Regions from separate parts of the Mus musculus genome. Here regions 1 and 2 are each linked to region 3. The links are chromatin loops, found by intact Hi-C in ENCODE. Cell type or tissue: left cerebral cortex. All regions are shown on one strand. Region 1 overlaps Gm34012 (a long non-coding RNA gene). Region 2 holds the start of Gm24263 (a small nuclear RNA gene). Region 3 overlaps Mamdc2 (MAM domain containing 2).

Region 1 (8,000 bases), 150 kb after region 3:
CATACACATACACACACACACACCACACCACACACATACATACAGACATACACAAATCACACACACACACACACACACAAATACACATACACGCATACACATAAACACACACACACACACACACAAAGGTAGAGATGAAAGAGTCTCTTAGTTTTTAATATTTTTCCAGTCTCAATCAACTTGCTCCCTGCTGGCTTTTCTGTATGATTTATTGGTACAAATCTGTGCTTCTGGTCTCATGCTCAGCCTTGACTGTGCACTTTTCCTTCAAAATTCTGTTTCTGTTCTTTCTATTCCTCTCTTTGGGTGGTTGTAAGGGACACTCCCTGCATCCCCGTCATTAGAATAAGCCATGATTACAAAGTAAGCATCCTTTTATTGTAAGCTACGCGTTCTTCGTAAGTGATGGTCCCTTTTAGAAACACACTACAAACTCATTTTACTGATTTCAGATTAAAAGAAGAAAAGCCAATGGGTGTGTCTAAACATGCCCATTTGTTCCTCTTCCCTGCCATTACAAATTCCGAGATGATTCAGTCACTTCCTCCTACGGTCACCATACCTTCTGGGACACCAACTGGCTTTCCCTTTTGGTTAGAAATGAGCGGAGGCTCTGTGCAATTTGTCCTCTAATCAGTCCTTCCACTTTTAGCAACAGGAACCTCCCAACAGATGTCTGGAGAGTTGAAGTCATGACATCACCTCATCACTGTTACAGGGGAAAGGAGTCTTTACCGCTGACCACCTCTCTGTGATCGTGTGTCTCTGGCCACAAGCTTCCACACAGTTCTGGACTCTTCCACATGGTTCTTGTTTCTAGATAATACTCCGACTTAAGTAGGAATGCTTAGGCTGAGAAAAGTTAGACTACTTTTCTAGCTTATCTAGCTAGAGATAAGCTTAGGTGTGCCTGCAAGTGGACCTGAAACAATTTGCTGCTCTTGGAAATACATCAGTAAAGGGCAGACCTCTGATGCCATTTCAGAGAGCTACATGCTTTTAGAAACGACTCCTGCCCGTAGGCATAAGGCGTGCCACCTGGCCTGTGGCTTTGCTTTCACCGCTTAGCCACCTCAACTAGATTAGAGGTGAGCACGTGACCTCAGCGAGATCAGCAGAGTGACCTCAGGACTTCCATGGGGGATGCTGGGATGACATTTTCCTATGCTGTCGAGGTGGACAGGGAGCACACAGGTCAGGGCTTACAGCCATTTTGAGACTCCAAGAAGAGCTCATTTGAGAAGGTGCCATCTCGTAGAAAGGGAATGAGAAGAACTCAGGTTTTTAGGGCATTGTTGACAGCTAGAAGGTCAAGTCTTCCGATTTTTAGTCTCTTGTCTTAAAACTTATTTTTCTAATTTCCATTTGAATGTATATATAAAACACATATATATAATATATTATATGTGTATATGTATATATGTAATATATATTGTACATACACATGCATATATGTATACATGTATATTTATATATATGACATGATTTTTTTGCTATAGGTGAGAAGGTTAGTGTGTAAGGAAAAAGACTGGAGAGGACAGAGGATGAGCTCTGAGCTTTGGCCATCAGAAGGCATTTTCATCGTGCCCTGTCTTGCTTCTGTGCATACAGTAGAAAGGAAAATGAGCAGATTTTTTTCACTGTATGTCAGACAGTCATGGTGGTACATGTCTGTTACCTCAGCAGTCAAGGAGAGACCAAAGGTATGAGGATGGAGATCTGCCTGAGCTACATAGCAAGATCCTGTCTCAAAACAACCAACGAAAATGTTGTATCTCCAAGAACAACTCCTGCTGCTGTAACCTCAGTCTGAGTCACAAGTGTGTCATGCCAAGGAGTTAGACAGTATGGGGACATTTAGTCAGAATTGGTAGTATGCAGAGTTCCATTTCCCTGCCGTCCCAACTGCTCATAAAAACCCCGTCAGTCATACAACCGTTCTAAAGATAAGCCTCTGAAACACCCTCTTTCAGGTGCCAATAATGGCTCCAAATCAGACAGAAATTTAATTTATAATCTTTCCCCAACAACTTTCCTACCTTATTTAAGTCAATCTTATTTTCTACAACAGTAAGGAAAGCAACTTGCAAAAATCTTAAATAGCTCTAGAGATGATCCAAACTGTTGCAGTGCCCTGAGCCCTCATCCAGGATCTGCATCTCCACAACTGGGGGGCTTCTTCATCTCCCCAATCCTCGGCCCACTCAAGCAAACTTGGCTTAATACCATCATCTGTATAAAAACCCAGGCCTGTTTCAACTCAGTTTCTGCTTACATATAAGGTTGTGTTCATGTATCTTACAGTCTCTCCCCAGCAGAGTATGCGCCCCTTCAGCCATAAGCCACAGCTTTACCGTGGAGGATAACCTAACCGATCTGTGTCCTTGGTACCTGGCACACATAGTAAGTCTTCAATAAAAGCTCATGTGGAAGGAATGTCTTTATTCAATGTTTGGCTACAGCTAGCACTCCCTGCTGACTTCGTGTTCCCTGCCATCATGTGCCTTGGGCCGTAGAAGAAGCAGACTTAAAGGGGGGATTCCCATAAATGGGATGATAGTTTCTCACAAAGCCAAGCATGGAATGTCATGTGATCTAGAAGTTCCACTCATAGGTATACACTGTACTTACCCTTCTAGGGTGAGCGTGCTTAAGTGGTGTGTGTGTGTGTGTGTGTGTGTGTGTGTATTTGTGTGTGTGTTTATTATTGTGTTGTGTATAAGATTTCTGGGGCATGTTTAGTGACTCTGAGTCTAACTTTCTTTCTTTGTTTTTATTCAACAGGATCTTATTATGATGCCATTCCTGGCCTTGATTTTACAGACCCCTGCCTGCCTCTGCCTCACAAGAGTGCCAGGATTACAGGTGTGAGCCACCATACCCCACTCTATGAGTAACTTTTTTTTTGAGAAATGCATAACTTTAAAAAGGACCGCCTAATTTTTCTACAGTGCCTGCAAGTGTTTTGTACTCCAGTAGTACAGGCGAGGAGTCTGTGTCTCCTCTTCAGAAGTAACTCCCCCCTTTTTTGTAAGTGATGGCCATCCCGGTAGCAAGGCCTTTTTAGGGTTTGATTTCCCCTAGGGCTAATGGTGTGGGTCATCTTCTGTTTTCCTTGCTAGTTCTTCATGTATATATTGTAGGCATTGTCCTACCCTCTGCCCATATTTAAGTTAGATTATTCTAATTAGTTCTAGTCTATTAGTTATCGCACCATAAGAATTCCTTACTCTTCAGGAAACTTTATATGTGGTTTGCAAATGCACTTTCTGCTCGAAAGTTGATTTTACTTCCTCAGTAATGTTCTTTGATGCACATTTTTATTTTTGATGACTTCAAATCTGTCTTCTTTTCCTCCTTCAGTGACCTGTGTGCTTTGGCCATCTGAACTCCAGGCTTCATGACCAGCTGAGTAGTTTCTTTCTCACTTCCCTGTTTGGAAGAACAAATGTAGCCAGCCACTGGCTAGTCGGTAACTGAGTCCTCTAAGGACAAGGACGGGATCTAAAGAGCAGAAATGCCTGAGAAAGAAGAGGTCAAGTGGTCAAACATGAGCCCCACCCTAGTACATGCTTTCAGCAAACCTGTGACAGAACTTTCCCTTGGGCATCACTTTCTGTGCATCCCAGAAAGTGATGCACAGGGAATGCCACAAGCAGCCCCAAGAAAATTGTCCTGTGCAGCCAATCTTACACCTGGCAGCTGGTGCCACCCAGTGGTGGATATGAGAATGACATGGGGGTAGTAATTCAGTTGGTAGCTAGGCAGATTCTGGGTTGATTCTTAACAGCCCAGGCTATTAGGAATAATGAACATAGATTAGCTAATAAGTCTGTAGTGAGATAATAGAGAGCTCTTCGGATATATTCCCAAGAGGTGCATAGCTGGATCTTATGGTAGATTTTCAGCTCTTTGAGGAACTGCCACACTGATTTGCACAGAGGCCATACCAGCATTAAGTGTTCCCTTCTTTGGCACTTCTACTTTTAATGTATGTCTGACCTAACAACTGCAGGCTGCTATCTTGAGGTTATTTCACAGTAGTGAAAGAGTTAATAGAAGGAAACCATGACTGTGGATTGGAGCAGATTTACCACTCAGCCTTCTGTTTGATCTTACTCTAAGATCTACATGGGAAAAAATTAATAATCATAAACTGATTAGAGGAGAGGGGAAACTACAATAAACAGACTAATCATTTAAAGTTTGTGTCCAGGTATTTGTTTCTCTAGGATCATGTTTCCACCTGATTCAAATGAGCTTTTCATCTGCTATTGGCAAATATCCACTTTCAATGAGTCTGAAGTAAAAGGGGGGTAGGGAGTCAAGATTTTGAGGAATCTCAAGATCAAAAGCATGGTGTATATTAAAAGGAGGAAAAGATAATGTATGTTATGTGACCTCATGAGTAGTGGGTCATGTGGCTTGTATTGTCTGCCTCACTCCTATTCATGTAGCTGTCAATGTTGACATAAGGTTGTCTGTGCAAACAAGCATTCCCAGGCAGTGAGAAATAAAACCACTGAACAGTCTCGTACTTTTAGACATGACTATTGAAAGAGAAGGTATATATACACCAGATCCCATTAGCACATCATAAAAATCTCCCCTGCAAGTCATATTTTACTCTGTGACTTCTAATTTTTTTCTTTACTCTTAGAATCAAGCACTAGGCTGAGCTTCCAGGATCAGCTTCCAGAACCATACTTCGTAACTTCTGCTACCATCAGAAGGTCCCTCACCACTTCTGCTGATCTCTGTGAAAGTGGGTTCTCCACATTCTGATTCTTGATACCCACAAAGCCACTGAGCCCTCAGCTGCAATTGCTATGAGAGCCCAAACATCTGCCTACCATGTTTGCTCCCAAACAGCCCCATGATGTGAACATTTGTCTTCCAAAGCTCTTAGGGGCATCTGCTTAGCATTAATTAAATCACACGAAAAACCCAGAGATGAAAGTAAGTAACACATTTCATTGTAGACTGAAAGTCGATGCCCCATGATTCATGCATTGAACCCTATTCCTCAATGTGATGGAATTAAGAGTTAACCCTTTGAGAAGTAATTAGGTCATGAGGGTGGAGTCCTCCTGAATGAAGTAATAAATATAAGGGGATACCCAGGGCAAGGAGATACAGTTTCAGGGGAGTTTCACAACTCATGCTGGAAGATGTGGACTCAGGGAGGGAAGAGCAAGGAGATGAGCCAGGTAAAAGCACCTCATACACAGAATTCCACACCATATATGGCAGGCTGTGGAAGTGAAAACTGGGTCAGAGGTAAAATAAAGGGCATTCAAGTGTGGAAGAGCCACACCAAAGAACAGCAGAAGTAGAGACAATGTAGGGGGTGTTTTGGCCTTTGGATAACAACTGTTAGTGCAGACGGTAGCTGACTTTCAGAAGATAACTACAGAAAGAGCCTGGAGCCCAAAATAGCAGTTGCACAGAGGAAAATGACCTCTCTATCCTACTACTATTATTTAATTTTCTCTGAACACTGTAAACACCTTCACGGAAAGATGGAAGCTGATGTGAACAAAAAGAAGAGAAAAAAAAAAAACCTCAACTAGCAAACTGCTTCCAAATGCATTAGTTCTAGTGTGGAAACAAAAATAACATGAAATAGCAAACAACATGTTTTCAAGAATCACTATTCCCATAATACTAGACCCTTAGTAAGAATGACCTGGGAGAACTTTCAGACAATTACTTCAGAAGAATGATTCTGTGTTTGACAACTCAAAAAATGTATATAAATGTACTCAAGAGAATAAAAACAAAGAGCTGAATGAAGTGAGGATGACAGTTTAAGACAGAAAAACAAAGTTCAATATAGAAATACAGTTATTGAAGAGAAGGCAAACTGAAATGGTGCTGAAAGCAAGAAGCTCAATAAACCTCAGTGGGAAGCCTCACTAATGGAATGGGGCACATTTAAAACACTATTGGGGTTTGAAAACAAGATAAAGGATAGGGCAATGATAACTCTCTCTCTCTGTCTCTCTCTCTCTGTCTCTCTCTCTCTCTCTCTCTCTCTCTCTCTCTCTCTCTCTGTGTGTGTGTGTGTGTGTATGTGTGTGTATGTGTGTTTGTGTGTGTTTGTGTGTGTTTGTGTGTGTTTGTGTGTTTGTGTGTGTGTGTGTGTGTGTGTGTGTGTGTGTGTGTATTTGTGTGTGTGTGTGAAGGCCAAATCTTCTACTTTGGGGCACAGAAGAAGGAAAGTCACATCAAAGGCATAAAAATAAACTCACAGAAGAACATTCACCAAACCTGAAGAAGGAGACACTCATCCAGAGACTACAAAGCCTATAGAACACCAAATATACAGGATGATATAAGACACTCCCCATAGCATTCTATAGTTGAAACACTAAAATACAGAATAATGAAAGGTATAAAAAATAAACTGCATGAGAGAAGTGTCCAGTCACTTACAAATGCAGGTCCACCAGAAAACATTTAAGTGCATTTATAGCCAAAAGGACTTGGCAAGATTATTCTAAGTTCTGAGAGATCACAACTGCCAAAACAGGCTATTATACCTAGCAAAACTATCTATTATAGTTAATTTAAATGTTACATGGTTAAAAGCAGACTAAAGGAGTTTGTGACACCTAAGTTACTCTAAAGATGATAATTGAATAGGACTGAAGAGATAGACAAATGCACCAAGGAGAACGCAAGGGATTAAGAAGCAATAGAAGGTAGTTAAACAAAAGAGGTACAAGAAAACATTAACAAGAAACAAAATGAGAGGATAACAAGAACTTTTAAGATTAGTGATCTCAACTCCCCAGTCAAAGCCTGACTAGTAGATTGGATTAGAAAAAGGAACCCATCTTTTTTGCTACCACCAAGAAATACATATCACTATCAAAGATAGAGACCACCTTAACATAGAGATCAAAAAAGTTATTTTAAACAAACTAAGAAACAAGAAAGTATAGGTAGTCTAATGTTTAACAATCTAGACTTTAAACCCAAACTAGTCAGAAGAGATAAGGAAGGTCACTCCATACTGATTAAAATAATAATAATCTACCAAGAGGAGATTACAGTTCAAAAACATTTCCACAAAACATGGGCATACCCAACTTCATAAAATAAATATTACAATATATGAAAACACAGATTAATCTCAATACAATGATAGTGGATGGCTTTAATACACCACTCTTAACAATAAACAGGTCAACTGGTCAAAAACTAAGCATAGAAACATTGAAGTTAAATGTCATGATATGTTAAATAGTTCTCACAGATATCTACATATTATTACATTCAAACACTTTATATTATACATTCTTATCTGCAGCTCATGGAACTTTTTCTAAAACTGATCACATAGTAGGACACAAAGAAAGTCTCATCATATACATGAAAATTAAAATCAGATTTTGTATCCTAATTAATTATAATGAAAAAAGTCAGATATCAATGATAATAAAGAAGATTGTTTAACACTTGGACAAATTAACCAAAACAAAGGAAGAGAAGACCTAAATTAATAAAATTATAGGAGAAATGAAACATTACAAAAGGTAGCAATAAAATTCAGAAAATAATAAGGACATACCTTAAAAACATATATTCTACTAATTTAAGAAACTTAAAAGAAGTGGATGAATTTCTAAGTGCATGTGAAATGCCCAAATTAAGCCAAAGTGAAAGGATTGAGTGAATAAACAGTTCTACAACCAGCAACAATAATGAAGCATCAACAGAGACTCTCTCACCTCAAGAGGTCTGGGACAAGATGGATTCACTGCAGAACTTTAGCAGAACTTCAAGGAAATAGCACTTAAAATATCTAATTTATTCCATAAGGTAGATAAATGAGGAAAGCTTCTAAACTAGTCTTATGAAGTAAGTATTATACTTATGAATAAAAAACCAGATAAAGCACATCCACTCTCTCTACTTCTAGTTAATAGAAAACTTGGAGTCTTAGCGACAAGATAAAGGAAGAAAATAAAAAGATAAAAGTAGGAAAAGAA
Region 2 (8,000 bases), 75 kb before region 3:
ACTGCAGAGCCCTGACCCTAAACAGACACGTGATCAGTGCAATATATGGAAACTCAAACCTACACAGCTACAGCAGAGAAATGTAGACAAAGTTATATAAAAAAACATAACGTTGGTGAAGAAGTAGTGTTTTTCAACAAATGGTAAACTAGTTATCTTCACGTACAGGAATAAACTACGTCCTCTGTACAGAGATCAACTCACAATGCACTAAAAATCTTAGGTAACTCCTAAAGTCCTGAAACTGTTAAGGAAAACACTTTAAGATATAGGCATCATCTAGGATTTTTGAAAAGGACTCTACTAGCTAAGGAAATAATTCCCAAAAATTGATAAATGGAATTGCACTCAGCTAAGAAGTTTCTGTACTGCAAGAGAAGCAATCAGCTGAGTCAGGAGATAGTTTCCAGGGCGGGAGGAAGACTGGCTCAACTATACTGCTGACTGGGAGTTAATATCTATACAGAACTTAAAAAGCTAAGCACCTCCAACAAAACAAGAACGCTTTAAATTAAAGCCCCAAATCATCCAAACCAAAGAATGGCATAAATTGAACAAGTGATTCTCAAAGAAGAAGTACAAATGGCCCATAAATATTTTAAGAAACTGTTTGACACCCTCATGCATTAGGGAAAAAGAAAATTGCCTGGAGATCCTAGCTCACTCTAGTCCGAATGACAGTCATGAAGAAATGAGAACAAACACTCACCCCATACCTCGGCTCTTGCGAATAGCGCAACAATTGGTGTATGTGAACGTCCCTATGGTAAGGTAGTTCCTACTTTGTTTCCTTGTCTGCCTTAGTTTGGGATGGCTGGATCCTATGATAGGTCTGTTATATGTTTTTGAGAAACCTCTACAGTTATTTCCATAGGGGCTCCATCAGTTTATATCCCCACTAGCGGTTCATTAGACTCTCTCTCTTTTCCCACTTCCGTGCCAGCACTTGTCATTTATTATGCAGAAGTTGATTTTCTCCTTCCACTATGTGGGTTCTTAGGGTTGAATTCAGGTCAATTCATGCAGAATTGGCAGCAAGCTCCTTAACCTCCTGAGCCATGTCGTCAACCCTGAAGTTTTAACTTTATCAGTCATTATCATTTTCCCTTCCTTTTTGTCCCTCCAGAATATCATGACTCCTCAATTTTCAATTTGATAACCTCCTTTTCTTTCATTGTTACTTACATATGTATGTATGTACAACATAACACAATATAAATACAACCCACTGGAATTGTGTTTTGTTGTTTCTATATATATATATTCAGGGCTGACCAATAAATACAGGACTTATCTTTGGGAGAGATTATTTCTCTCTTTCTCAGCGGTCACTAGCTGCCTATAATTTTTTTGGAACCTGTGGTAGCTTTGCTCCATTCCACATTTGCACATCTATTGATATTGCCATTATTCCTGTCTTATTTATTCAGCCATTCCTAGGGGAAGATTTTCTCACACACACACACACAAAAATGTGGTAATATTCTGGCTCTTATAATCTTTCTAACCTCTCTTCCAGAACATTCCTTGAGCCACAATGGCAGGCACTATGATGTAGATGTACCTGGTGGGGCTGGCTTCTCCATGATCCCTTGACCTCTGCACTGTATCAAGTTACGGTTTTTCTGTTATGGTCTCCACTTGCTGTCAAGAGAGTCTTATTTAGTGAGGAGTGGTAGCTACACGATATGTATAAAGATATGATTTAGAATTTAGTAAGGAAATGTACTGGTCTAGCCAAGTACTGGCAGTACATACTTTTCTAATGCCCATGACCTCACTTGCCCCAGGAAGGTGGCTGGGCTTCCACTTCTAGGCATAATTTTCTTTCTGTTTTTAGGTCAATTCCACAGCTATTGTTTGCTACCAACATTTGGATGCCACTTATTGTACTTTATCTTTTTTAATTAAATAAAAACATTTTTATTCCCGTGTTGGAAATTAAGCCCAGGGGGTTGGTTATACATCCTAGAAGGGTTGGCTCTAACTTGTGCTTGCTTTGGCAGCACATGCACAAAAACCGGAATAGTAAAGAGAATGCTAGCATGGCCCCTATGTAAGAATAATATGCAAATTTGTGAAGCAGTTCATATTTTTTTCTAACAATATTTTTATTGATTATTTGGGAATTTCATATAATACCCCTGATCATACTTGCTCTCCATCCCTTCCAGATCCACCTCCTACTCTTATGACCTGCCCCCCACAAATACACTAAGTCTAATTTGTGTTGCTCATATACTCATTGGAGCATGGTCAAGCTCCCAGCAGCCAGCCCCTTAAAGATAACTGAGTCCATTCCCACCCCTCCCACCCCATCTCAGCCAGAAGCCATCAATTGTGAAGAGCTATGCTTCAGCGTGTTTATCACAAGTTTTAAGGACTCTATTCAATGGGTTCCTGCCTGGACTGTCCCACCCTCCTTTTGGTGGGGGAGAGGTTTCCTCAGAAGCCTTAAATGACTTTCATTCTCAATTTTGAGTCTGCAGTCATTGATATCACTGCAGAAGAAGTATTCCCACCTATGACAATAAGCAGCAGCAAGGATCACAGACATTAACATGGCTTCCAGCAGCAGCACAGACTATGGACAGCAACATGTCATCCAGAAAATGAACCTTTCTTCAACTCGTGTGTATATCTTGCTTTTGCTCAGAGCCAGGGTGATTGTGTGATTGAGCAGCTTGTTGCTGGGTTGGCGGGCAAAGCCCATGTGAGTTCTAGGCTATTGCACACCTCCCTGCTGGTTCTACTGTGCATGTAAGGGTCTGAAAATCACTGAAGGAAGACCCCAGACTCAGATAGTCTGCAAAGACAAACAACATTTATTCTGAAGAAGCATCTAGCATGCGGGGTCAACCATTCTCCAAAATGGTGACCCCAGACAAGAGCACTCAGGCCTTCTTATAGGGAACTGTGGGACTCTCTAGGATTAGGTAATCTAAAATTTCATTGGTGAGTGCTAGGGGGTACCAGGTGGTCAGTGGTTTGCATTCTTATGTCATGAACATTTAACAATAGGATGAGATAGGGCTGCCCAGCACAGATGGCCCATCCTGAGATAAGCTATTTCCCTATTTTTGTGGTTTTCCCCAGGCTGTTCTTTGGGGGGTGGGCTATGACCTTGTTTCTGGATTTTATGGTCTGTTCCTGGAACTGGTACCTTATGGCCTCTTTCCCCACCCCCTGAAATCAGGTCTGATCCTTAAATGGAGACAAATGGGATTTATGTGTCCTTTCAGACAATGACAAGCTCATTTGTCCACCTCATGTGCACCCCCATACCTGCTGCTGATGCCACCAAATCTCTACCTTGGTGAGTCTTCTACCTCTCTCTAGCATATATGCCATTCGTTCACCCATCTTTCCTAACTCTCCATCAAACATTCACCATCAAAGTGGCGTTGCAAATTGCCACGTCGCACACAGTATATATTGCTTTTCCCAAGCAGCTTTATGTACAAATTTTTATTGGAATGAGTCATTGGTCTGATTCAATGAGGTTTCTGTTTTCTAAAGTGCCATAAATACTGTATTATTCTGAGACTCATCTCAAAGGTCTTGCTGTTGTTCAGGGTCAGGCTCATCTTGTGGCTGGGCAGAGGGTTGGAAGGCAGGATCTGCATAAACTCCAGGCAACTGCATACCTCCTTGCCCTCAGTGCCAACAGCCCTGCATGCTCACTGGGCATGCAGGTATCACTTCAGCCCTGAGCTGTCGTCCCCCTTGCAGGGTTAGCACTGCAAGATGCAGCAGCAGTGGCCATATCTCTAGTTGCCCTTCTGGGCTGTGTGGCAAGGTGTACCAATACCACTTGGTATCTTCAGCGAAGAACAGCTTCAGCAAAGCCAAACAATGACCAGTAAAGAATGGCAAGGCATACCAACACCGTCGAGCCTCATCCACTGTCCACTGGGCTAGATTTATATCTTTTCCAAACATCTCATGTTCTCTCAAGCATCTGCACTAGCAAAACATCATAGGCCCCTTTTCTAGGCTGCCTCAAAAACAAACAAACAAACAACCCTGCCACATGTCTGTTCTTAGCAAACCATCCTTCCATGTGTCTGCTTCAACAAAAACATCCTCTCATAAGACAGTTTCCAGAGAAACATCACATGACAAGACTGAGTCTCCAAAGAAACCAGCAATTTCCACGTCACATGGGAACACTTACGTGGAGGTCACTTGACAACTCACAGGCGTTGTTCTCTCCTGCCATGTGGGTTTTGGGAATCAAGCTCCGTTCATCAGGCTTAGCAGTGAGCATCTTTATCTGATTAGCCATCTAACTGGCCCTCCTGCCTTATTTAAAAACTGTTTTTAGGAGACTTTTGGTTGGATTTGAATCCATTGCATATTTTATAATATGCAATCATTCATTGTGCAGTCTAATAATTTATGAAGTGTTAGAAGAGGGGCTATCCAGATTAAAAAGTAGTATACAACCAAAAGGACCAACGAAATTATTATAGACCTCCAAGGCGACCTTTTATACTCCTTCTGGTATTTGGAACCCATGTGCACATTTGTGATAAACTAAGTGCTTTTCTTGAACAATTAAATAATCCAGACACAGCTCATGAAAACTAAATTAGGTGATAATTTTTTAAAAAGATGGATCTGTAAAGAAGTCTAACTTTGCACAAGCTTTTTGAGGAATTAATGTACAAATCAGGAGAACTACAGTCAGTCACATCGGTGGGAAGGAGAAGACCTTGCTTAGCCACTGGTTAAAGAAAAGGAAGGTGACCTGGTAGGATTCTATGGCTGCTTTATCCTTAAGATGGCACTCTAAGCTCATGCTTTTCTTATACAGAAAGAGACACAAAAATAACTGAATTTTACTAATTCCTTATCACATAAACTGGGAAGACTTTTGTGTCCAAAACTTAATGTGTCTATGTTCTTGTATGTATTACATTGTTGTTGTTGTTGTTGTTGTTGTTGGGTATTTTGAGGGCCTCACTTTGTTTTGAGACCAAGTTTTATTTAGCACCGGCCACCTTGAATTTCTTACAGGACCAAGGATGACTTTGAATTTGTGATTCTCTTCAGCCCCACAAGTGTTGGGACAGCAGGAGTGTGTTGCTATGTCTTATCACCTATTACTTTTTGTTATTCTTCATAGTAACTACTTTATCTCTTTTGGCAAAGTAGGAAAAAGATCCAGAGGGTTAAAAAAAAGACTTACTCTCAAGTCCAGTTTGTAAGGAGCCGAGTCAGAATTTGAGTGGAGGCATCCAGAATCCATGAGCAGGGGGCCTAATTTCTGGTATGTGCTATGTCTTTACAGAGATCCACATGCCAGAAATCCAGTCGTATTAGAAAACTTATTAGTTATGAAAACGTATTTTTCCCCAGTTCTGGTTGTATGGGGAAACACAGGGATGAGACATCAAGGAAGCCAAGTCTTATCCCTCCAAGAGTAAGTCACAAAAGCATCCAGACCTCTGGAAAGCTCCACCGTGGATCTCTACTGTCAGACGCCGCTCCTGGGCTTTCCCCTGGAGTCTGAGCACGTGACCACATCGTTTGTCTTGAAATTGTGCTGGCTGTCTCATATCCCATTGTCTTCACTAATCTGTGCATGTCTTTGTAACCTCCATGCTTGCTGAGACGCCCAGAGCACAGGTATCTTAAGCTATCATCTCTGAACTTAGTTCTTCCATCTTAAGCCAGACCTCACATCAGAGGTACTGCGTTTTCCATATCTGTGCAATTCCTCCCCTCTCTACATAAATAATCACCATTGCAGATGGTGAATCATAAGAGGGAAGCCAATCTGCAGGGAAAGCTGTCTCTATTTCAAGAGCTTGGGTGTTTAGGTGCTGCCGAGAACTGGGATAAATGCAGAGACTGGGATTAAATGGTTAAGTAGCACCTAGTAACTGGTGTGCCTCCCTCTTGGGCACTGCTAAACCTGGAGATACTACGGAAGCTGTGCTTACATCTGCCTCTATTTCCATCCACACTGAATATAGTCAAATGCTAAAGGCAACCTGGAGAGGAAAGTGAAGCATGAAACCTGCAAGGAGCACAAATGAGGCAAGGTGAGTCACTCCGCTCACTTTCCACCTCCTTGACTCTAAAACGGACACTAAAAACCCGGCAGTCGTTTCTTAGCAACTGCCAGTAATAATTACCTCTTTCCTTGCTGCCTGAAAAAGATACTCTAAGCCATTGAGCTGTCTCTCCAACCCACTAACCCACTCCTCTCTTTTTTTTCCCTTCCAGACAGGGTCTCCCACTGAACCTAGAGCTCATCGAGTGGCCACCACATCAAGCTTTTTGACAAGGTGCCTGGGGCTCCTAACTGAGGTCCTAATGGTGGCAGGGCACCATTTTGCTGACTGAGCCACCTCCTTAGCCCCATATTGGAGCTATTTGTATAGCCAATAAACCCTAGAAGACGGAAGCTAAGAACCTTCGGCTACTCTATCATCCACATCGCTGATGGAGTTGAGGGAGAAGCTAGCAGGCTGAGGAGGCTGTTTTAGAGAAGGTTAGAACACAGGATGGGCAACAGGCTAGGTTTCAAACCCGGGTCTTGCACTGACTGCTGATCTGGAAAACATTAAATGTCCTTATCTAGAAAATGAACCTGCTGCTAGGATCTACACACGGGTTGTTGTTAGGATTAAATAAGTTAATGCCTATGACGACATCTTTGCCTGTCTCTGGAAACAGTAGGTCTTCAATAAATGTTAGCTGGAATGATTACGGAAGACTTTATGTCACTGTCAAGGATGCCAGAGAAATGCTTTATTCATTTGTCACACAGCACAAATACCTCACTATGAACTCAGATAATTGTGGGTGAAGAGTGTTCGTTCCTTCATTCAGCAAATGTAATATACTTATAGGTGGAACCAATGCTGTGAGGGATTTATGATGCCTAATGTACATCAAAATCCAATTGCACCTCAGTGTCTAATTAATCATAGGAAAAATTTTCATTAATACAATCCTGTCTTATTACATAATGAAGTTAGTTTTCCTCTATAAACCCAGGGATGTTGGTTTTTGTATGGCTGAGTATTTTTATTTTCTAAGTAGTGTGGCATGCAGAGAGGCATGGTGTTCTTCACAGATGGGGCCAGCGGATTTACAGCCTTGCAAAGCTAAGAAGTTGACTTTTACCGCCACTTCAGAGCTATGCAGTCCTAAGTAACTTTCCACCTTCTGATATTCTGTTGTTTCACTTTGTTGTCTTCATGGTGCTTGGGATCAAAGCCCAGGCCTTGCTCTGTTTAGCAAGTGCTCTATCACTGAGCTACATCCGCAGTACTGATGCTTGGCTTTCTCATCTGTGAAAAATGCTACTAACATTTCCATTTCAGGGGTGAGGGAGAGATTAAATTCATTTGCTCATTTGATTTTGTTTCTGGGCACCAAGAACACAAAAGCAACAACAGATTCTGTGTCCTGGTTAGTGATACGGCTCAGTACATGTAGATACTTGCAGATAAACCCGCCAAATCAAGTTCGGTCGTGTGGTAGGTAGAAGGAGAGAGCCTATTCCTTCCCCTTTCCCCATTAATTTGTTTATTTATTCACTTTACAGCCGGATTGCAGCCTCCTCCCTCTTCTCCTCCCAGTCCCATCCTACCATCCTCCTCCTTTATTCCCCTCATGCTTCTTCTCAGAGAAGTGGAGCCCCCCCCCCCCGCCCCCGCGAATACCCACCCACCCTGATATATCATGTCACAGCAGGACTAAATGTATCCTCTCCCACTGAGGACAGACAAAGCAGCCCAGCTATGGGAAAGGGATCTAAGACTCCCAACAGATTCAGAGACAGGCCCCTACTCTGTTAGGGGACCCACATGAAGAACAGAGCTGCAGGTCTGCTACCTGTGTGTAAGGGGCCTAGGCTCAGCCCATTCATATTCTTTGTTTGGTAGTTTAGTCTCTGTGAGCCCCCCGTGGGCCCAGGTTAGTTAACTCTGTAGGTCTTCTTGTGGTGTTCTTGACCTCTCTGGCTCCCTCATTCCTTC
Region 3 (8,000 bases):
CTTCCCCTTCCCTCCCCTCCCCACTTTTTCCTTCCTCCCTCCCTCCCTCCCTCCCTCCCTCCCTCCCTCCCTCCCTTCTTTCCTTCCCTGAGCTACACAGCAAGACCTTGTTTGAAGAAAAAGAAGGAAGGGGTTAATTTTCGTCAAACAAGATCTTGCTATGTAGCTCAGGCAAGCCTTGACTTCTTGATTTTTCTGTTTCTGCCTTCCAAGAGTGGGAGTACAGGATTGTGTCATCATATATAGCTAAGAATCTCCATAGAGATGGACTGTTAATACAGCAGTTGGCAATACCTGTCACTTAAAGTGACATTCTAAACTTTATCCCATATATTCCCTTTAATATGGAAATATGAGAAGGCTAGAGACGGGATTTTTTTTTAAAGGAACTGTCATTGCTATATTTGCTTGTGGCATGTCTTCTTTCTCTTTCTTATCTTGATCCAAGGGGAGCAGCTAAGTAAGGGAATGGAAAAGGGAAGTTGACTCTTAATCTCATCATCATATAGGCAGACAGTTCTCAGTTCTGCAATTGCCTTGGATCTTTGCATGGAGGAGATGAGAGATGTTTGTTTGTTGTCGTCGTTGTCATTGTTGTCTTCTTCTCCGTCTCCTTCTCTTTCTTCTCTTTCCTTCTTCTTCTTCTCCTCCTTCTCCTCCTTCTTCATTGTTGTCTCCTCCTCCACCTCCTCCTCCTCCTCCTCTTCCTCCTCCTCCTCCTCCTCCTCCTCCTTCTTCCCCTCCTCCTCCTCCTTGAGACAGGGTTTCTCTGTGTAGCCCTGGCTGTCCTGGAACTCATTCTGTAGACCAGGCTGGCCTTGACCTCAGAAATCTCCCTGCCTCTGCCTCCCAAGTGCTGGGATTAATGGTGCGCTCCACCACTGCCCAGCATTCTTGTTCTCTTCTTCTTCTTCTTCTTCTTCTTCTTCTTCTTCTTCTTCTTCTTCTTCTTCTTCTTCTTCTTCTTCTTCTTCTTCTTCTTCTTCTTCTTCTTCTTCTCTTCTTCTTCTTCTTCTTCTTCTTCTTCTTCTTCTTCTTCTTCTTCTTCTCCTTCTCCTCCTCCTCCTCCTCCTCCTCCTCCTCCTCCTCCTCCTCCTCCTTCTTCCTTTTCTTTTTCAAGGACTCTTCCTCAATATCCTTCTCCTTATTCATTGAAGCAGAGTCTCTCAGTTGATCCCAGAGCTGACACAGCTGACCTGGGTAGCAAGCTTGTTCTGGCTAATCCCCTGAATCTCGAAATGGACCACCCTGCTTATGTGGGTTCTAGGGATCTGAACTCTAGCCCTCGTGCTTGCATGACAAGCACTTTACCCAATGAGCCATCTCGTCAGCCTGGATTAGATTAGAGTTCTAGAGAGAACATGATCAGTGAAAAGCAAGTGTGTAGAGTACAGAGAGAGGTGCTTGCCTTCCTTGCACACAGGGAGAGGAAAGAATCTGATAGACAGAGCCGAGAGGACAAAGTTTGTTGCCAATGACTTTCCAGAGTTTGATGGAGCAGAGACATTGAGTTTTCTCTTGGCCTAAGCGGGCTACTGCACTTCAGAAAAATCCTCTTAAGACTATTTGCATGGTAAGAGCGGTAGAGAAGTTCTAGATGAGTCCATTACCCCTAAAAGCTGGTAGAGGTTCAGAGAAGATCAGCCAGAAAGAGCATCATTTCTTTCTTGGAACTGTAGAGTGCAAATCTCATCAGCCATGGGAGAAGTAGACTTTACCATTTCCAGTTTAAGGACATCAACCTAAGATTAACCAACACCAGTCAGGTAAAGCTTCGTGTCCATTGTCCTTCTTTTATGCTCTGAACCCCACTATGCCTCCAGAACATCAAAGAAGCCAGAGCGGTACAAGGAGTGGGGAAAAGCCAAAGAAGAGAAAAGTAAAGAGACAGGAAGAGATGAAGCATATCTCCCTGCTGTCGCTGCTCTGTGGAAGAGCCTGAGAGAAGATCTGCATCCCATGAGAAATGTGGGAGTTGTGCCCTGGCTGCACTTAATCCTTGGAAATGAGGCTGTTGATCTGTGAAGATGACTAGGAATACATGGTGTGTGTGTGTGTGTGTGTGTGTGTGTGTGTGTGTGTGTTTATTCAGCAGACTATGTGTGCAGGCAATGCTGAGGAAATTAACAAAGCCACACTCCCACTGGGCGCCAGTGCCACGACCTGAGCAGGTTGATGCAGAGAGAATGAGTAGGTTCTGATGACACTCAAACTTCATCCCAACCCAAGTGAGAAAAATGGCCTGACTGTGGAGAGCTGATTCATCCATCTCATGGGCTTTAGGAGAATAAAATCATTCTAATCTGACTTTAGATTTTGAATCTTTGTCCAGCTCCCTGCAGAGTGGGATTCTGAGCAGCTTGCTTTTTGTTTTTTGTTTTGTTTTGTTTTGTTTTTTTAATACCTCAAGCCTCAGGAAAATAATGAATTCTCCTCATTATTTTTCCATCAATTACCTCCCTTCTTGCCAAGGTGCCAACGGTACTGATCTGTGCTGTCAGCAACCTACCTCCTGAAATGATTTTGTTTTGCTTCGTAAAATATCAACAAAGAAGAAAAGTTAAAAAATCATGTCCCCTTCCATATCTCAAGGAAATCTCATAATTCCTCGTGCAGTATCTGTTCTATCATTTAACAAGATGTTGGGGACAGCACCATTGGAAAAAACCAGAGCTCTGCCTGGGAAAAACTGTTAGAAACATACAAGTTAATGAAAGAAGTCTGATAACAACACCGAATTTTGCAGATGACATATTCACCATTCCCTTTCTACACACAAAGACCCAGGAATGTGTTCGGCACCCTTGATCTCAGCTGTGTGAGTCTCTGCTTCTTAGCAAAAGCAAAGGCCTAAGTTGCTTCCAGTATATGAACAAACATGAGATGAGTCCACAGAGAGCAAAATCTGCTGCTGCAGGCAGACATCTGGATCATTTAATCTTTCCTTTGCCACCCAAATTGATAGAGTGCAGAGAAAAATCAATATATCCAATACAAGGCAAATGAAATAAGAGAGGCAATTTCTATCTTCTTTAGAGTGTTGGTAGTTTTCTTTTTCTGCAAGAGTCACACTGGGCAAACCTTTGGTATCGTGTGGGCGGAACTCCTTAGATAAATATTTTAGAATCTTTAGAGCTCATCTTTTTATGCTTCAATTTAAGTAATAGGGTGACTTTATGGGTGTTCATGCACGGAGTGTGTGTGTGTGTGTGTGTGTGTGTGTGTGTGTGATGAGCATATGTGTGTTGAGTGGTTGTTGTGGTTTGGATGAAAAATGGCTCCCATAGACTCATATGTTTGAAAGCTTGGTCCCAATTGGTAGAACTATTTGGTAGGGATTAGAAGATAGGTCTTGTTGGAGGAGGTATGTCACTGGGGAGGACAAGGGGGACTTTCCATGCTAGGCTCAGTCCTTCCTTCCTCTGGATTGTGCGTCAGATGCAAGCTCTTAGCTACCCTCTAGCACCTTGTCTGCCTGCCTGCTGCCATGCTATCTGTCACAATGGTTTTGAACTCACTTCTGAAACTGTAAGAAAGCCCCCAATTAAATGCTTTCTTTAGTAAGTTTCCATGGCAGCAGGGGTTGTTTATTGTGCTGGGGAACAAGTTCAGCATCTTGTGTAGGCTAGGCAAGTTCTCTTACCACTGAGCTGAGTTCCTGCAGGTGAGGTCTTAAAGAAGCCTGTAAAATAGAGGCTGAAAAGGAGCTAGCTAACCTTTTGTCAGTGCATATAGTAATTTTCTTTATATTGTTTTAAAACATATTCACTATTTTTTTTAATTATTTGAAAAAATTTTAAATATCCCCTTCTTTTTGAATTTAAGAAAAAATCCAAATACTTATTAAGTGGACTTACATTCTTATACAAGGTAATCAAAGATGACCACTCTGCACAGGTGTCAACTGTCTATTTTGCCACACTCACTTAGTCCGAAGGCCACCTGCTTAATCTATCTGGCCCTTGTGGAAAACTGAGTCTGAGATTCTGGGTACAAGGAGGAGGGGGAGTATTAACAAAGAGAGTGGTGTTGTCAAGATGTAGACTCCAGAGCCCAAGTGACCTGTAGAATGGATACACTGGACATAAAGTTGGAGACATGTTTTTAAACATTTAGATAATGAGAAACTGCAGTCAGTAAAGGACAGAGAGTAAGAAACCACAAACAGTTGCCTTGTGTCCAGCTAAGGGTCCACGCAGTCATGAGTAAATAATCAAAACTGAATGGACTCTTCACTATCTGTGAGGATGTATCAGGAGTGAAAATGCAAAGGATCCAATGTCCTTACGTTCGCTTTCGAGGAAAGCCAGGATCTTCGCAATACTTAGGAAAGACCACAGACTGGGGGACTGCTCTGTCTTGGAGATGAGGAGACATAGTGATTTACAAAACTACCAAGGCCAGATGTGACCAGTGAGACACCGGAGGAAGGACACCCTTGCTCTGGTCTACCTTCGGACTTTCTCCTGCCCTCGCTGTGAGAGCCTCTGCATTTTCCTTGCAGAGTGCTTGCGTACTTGGCCACCAGGGGGCCCTATTGCACCCTTCAGAAGGAATAATCATTAGCATTGGTGGTCTCATGGGAAATTCTTAAGGGCTGGTCACCCTGCGATCTATTTTTAATAAAGACAGCCTTGTCTTTAGAAATGAGAACAGCCAAATAGATAAGAAGTAAAACATTTCATGGGAATGTAAAAACAGCCAAGGTTATAGATGAGCCGAAGACTCACTCTGTGGCTTCCTTAGCTACATACAAGCTTATGTCTGCAGTTTTCTGTCTCATAGATTGTCCCTCTCTCCTGCCTCTTCCACCTGGTCTTCCATTGTGTCCCCACCCCTTATTCTGTCGACCAAAGCCAGGCAGTGGGAGTTGAAGGCAACGTTCACCCTGGAAAGAAGACTGCATTTGTGGTCGGCTCACCGTGCTCACTCCTGAAGGTGTGATCCTGTGGGAGGATGGAGTGGGTGTTCTTCGCAGTTCCTCCTCCCACGAACCAGTTCACATTGGGATTCCAGCGGTTCACAAAGCCACAGAGATGGTTTTCTTCAAAGTCACATTCTGGAGGAAGAGACGTAAACAGACATTTCATGGAGCTGCAGTTACACCGGGGGGGGGGGGGGACACCCATACTGACTGCATACTCTGACCTTAGTCATTCTAAGGGCTCTTTTTCTCAACCATCGACCAGAAATTCAGAACAATATCGGGCAAGGAGAGAGATCCAGTAATGAGTCGATGTTCTGATTCATCATTGCCTCTCTGAGCCCTTTCTCCTATTAGCCATGTGGCTTGTTGTTCTCCTATTAGCCATGTACAGCTCTCAGTATGTCCATGCTTGATATTAGCTGATGAGTTTTTGTCAGCCTACTAAATTAATCAATTGGTCAAAGTTTTGGTCCCGGGGCTACATCCAAGGTCTTGTATGTGTTCATCATGCACTTTACCAGTGACCTGTGTTCACAGCTCTAATGTGTCTATTTTACTGTACTATTTTAGAGTTATTCCTCAGCTCTAGACATTTTCTCCACCACCCTTTCTGTTCCCTGATGGCCCAGCCCTCCATCTCTCTGTGGCGAACAAGACTTCCAGAACTCAGAGGCACGTTTCCAAGATGCTGAAACCCCCCCCCCCCACTTGTCTGATGAGTAAGAGTCGAGTGAGAGTATGTGGGAGAGGAGCACACTGGGACCAGGGCCTTTCTGCAACTCCTGCCTAGAGATGAGGAAGACTGAAGTAAAATCTCTGTGCTTGGGAATGGTGTCGTGTTGCTTCTGTACATTGCTTCTCATCAACAAACTCTTTTAGCAGGGAATTTATAAACATAACTCAGCCGCTGACCCCATAATCCTGCAATTATCAAACAAAGGATGATTCCCGTCCTATTCTTCTCTACTGCTCCATCCCCCTTGTTGGGTTCCACCAAGGGAGGGGAAAGAGGTTGATATCAGGCTTAGAACCCATCTCCATCACTGCCAGACTACCATGGTGAGCTATGGCCCTTTATAGAAGGAACAGCCTAACCAGAAGTCTTGACCATACAACCACCCTTTCCACTTGCTAGTAATTCCTCTTCCTGTCCTGGCTAGGAAGCGAAGGGTCAAATATGGCCTTGACCATCCTTGGCTAGCCAGATGGCAGGTTATGAGTCATAGCTGGCTCTAATTCTGGTCACTGTGCCAGCACCTGTTGGCATTTTTACTTTGCAAGGCTTTGTGGTCTGGTTGATGTCAATGGGCTTTCTTCAAATTACAGAGGCGGATCCCCACCTCCACTCCCACACCCCACAGAGCCACCCCGTTCCCACCAGAATCCTAGCTGGGACAGTTGTCAGCGTGCACTGACAAATTTTAAAATTTCTTTTTTTTTTTTCAAATTACCACGGCAGTATCTGCCAACTGATGCTCAACATGTAGTGCCAAGGGCTGTCATGGAGTGGAATAAAAAGCAAAATCCTCCTTAGTGTGCCAGGCAGCAGCCTAAGCTTCTTCTATGAACTCACTTAATCCCCAGCATCGCTCCAGATAGACAGTGTTATGAATCCAATTGCACTGAAGGGGAACCAAGAGAAGAGGAGAACACAGAGCTAGGAAGGGTGACAGTGTGGCATCCTTTTTGTTGTAACCAAACCAGAAGCCACCGTATCATCTGGGGGCAAGAACTGAACGTTACTTCAGTGCCAGTACTTTGTCAACCACCCTTAACTCTACTTCTCAGCCATCACGGGAACCAGCTTCTGTCTTTCTTTCTTTCTTTCTTTCTTTCTTTCTTTCTCTCTCTCTCTCTCTCTCTCTCTCTCTCTCTCTCTCTCTCTCTCTCCCTCCCTCCCTCCCTCCCTCCCTCCCTCCCTCCCTCCCTCCCTCTCTCTCTCTCTCTCTCTTTCTTTCTTTCTTTCTTTCTTTCTTTTTTTACTGGCGATGAGGACAAGTGTGTGTGTGTGTGTGTGTGTGTGTGTGTATACATGCACGTGCCCACGTGCACATGCAGTCAGGGACTGATCCAGCGGAGCTCCCCAAATGTGTCTGACTGCTTCTGTGTGTGGAATGGCAGCACCCAGACTACTCAAAGGAGGAGACTGAATGGAAGTTCTCTGCATCTACATAAAGTACTTTTTTTTTTTTTTAGTCTCTTTTTCTTCGTTGCATTAGAGGTATCAGTGAAAGACCAAACATAGAAGCCAGAGCACAGGGCATTCATGTAGGCTCCTTGTTCAGGAGCAGCATTAACCCTTCACTGACTTCAGCTGAGTCTCCAGTCTAAATATTGTCAATGCTGAGGTGTCTCTCAGATCTACTGATTTTTTTTTTTCTTTTCTACTCTCTGATCCCAACCCCCCAGTTTAAGGTCCTCATTCTATAATCCCTACAAATCCGTGTTTCTTCTGGGATTTTCCTAGGTCCTATGTATCTGTATTTCCTTGTTTCCAGTTCATGGACACCACTGCCATCATCTTGAAGCCACAGCTGCATGCCTGTCCCCTGCAGGCTAACTCTAGCACCTCCCTACCTCATAATTCCAGAAAGCCAGGCTCCCTGCCCTGAGTCCTGTTTCTATAGGAAGCCCCCTGAGGGTTCTGACAACTCAGCTCTGGGGTCTGCACCTGTCTGCTCAGATCTCGCAGCCTCAGCCCCCCAAAGAACCCGTTCCTCCCATGTGCACCTTCGCAGACACCAGCCTCTCATCATGTAAAGTGTAATGGCCGGTGTCTAAGGAGGAATAGTCAGGCACCCGTGGACCAGGGACTATCCTCTCTTCCTGCCTTCTCAAAACTGTCACGTAGACAATTGATCCTGCCTACACCAGCTAGGATCTAAGTGACAATAGAGATCATTAAGATAGCAGCAGCAGCAGCAGCAGCAGCAGCAGCAGCAGCAGTTTAACAAGAAAGTAGATGACAGGATAGATTGTCTGCTCTTCTGGCAAAGGGCACACACACACACACACACACACACACACACACACACACACAGAGTTCACAGCAAACCAGCAATTATTTTTATCA

Evidence for each region. Hi-C counts contacts between places; a loop is a spot of excess contacts. Peaks named below come from ENCODE experiments on the same cell type or tissue, not always from the same donor. Only the 100,000 strongest peaks of a DNase experiment are listed, where the experiment ranks them.
Region 1: it touches region 3 in a loop (9-fold over the local background); 34 of 42 quality-filtered maps call a loop at or near these places.
Region 2: it touches region 3 in a loop (2.3-fold over the local background); 2 of 42 quality-filtered maps call a loop at or near these places.

The regions. Positions count from the first base shown.
Region 1 is chr19:23,520,208-23,528,207 of GRCm38, forward strand. Gm34012 (a long non-coding RNA gene) reads left to right here. Exons shown (of 3, transcript XR_386614.2): 2 at 2,305-2,403; 3 at 2,785-2,845. Among named protein-coding and RNA genes, the nearest start is that of Gm34012, 27 kb to the left of the region's middle. In left cerebral cortex, a CTCF peak has its summit at 3,717 (motif pointing left); DNase peaks (open chromatin) are centred at 587, 1,843 and 3,712; H3K27ac peaks cover 771 bases.
Region 2 is chr19:23,294,339-23,302,338 of GRCm38, forward strand. Gm24263 (a small nuclear RNA gene) reads left to right here and starts at 1,991; the gene lies at 1,991-2,097. Gm41821 (a long non-coding RNA gene) reads left to right here and starts at 5,592. Exons shown (of 3, transcript XR_877770.2): 1 at 5,592-6,053; 2 at 6,238-6,505. In left cerebral cortex, a CTCF peak has its summit at 4,780; DNase peaks (open chromatin) are centred at 4,764, 5,270 and 5,870; H3K27ac peaks cover 1,443 bases.
Region 3 is chr19:23,368,997-23,376,996 of GRCm38, forward strand. Mamdc2 (MAM domain containing 2) reads right to left here. Exons shown (of 14, transcript NM_174857.3): 5 at 4,922-5,059. Among named protein-coding and RNA genes, the nearest start is that of Gm41821, 73 kb to the left of the region's middle. In left cerebral cortex, a CTCF peak has its summit at 4,521 (motif pointing right); DNase peaks (open chromatin) are centred at 4,533, 4,899, 5,664, 6,016 and 1 more place; H3K27ac peaks cover 925 bases.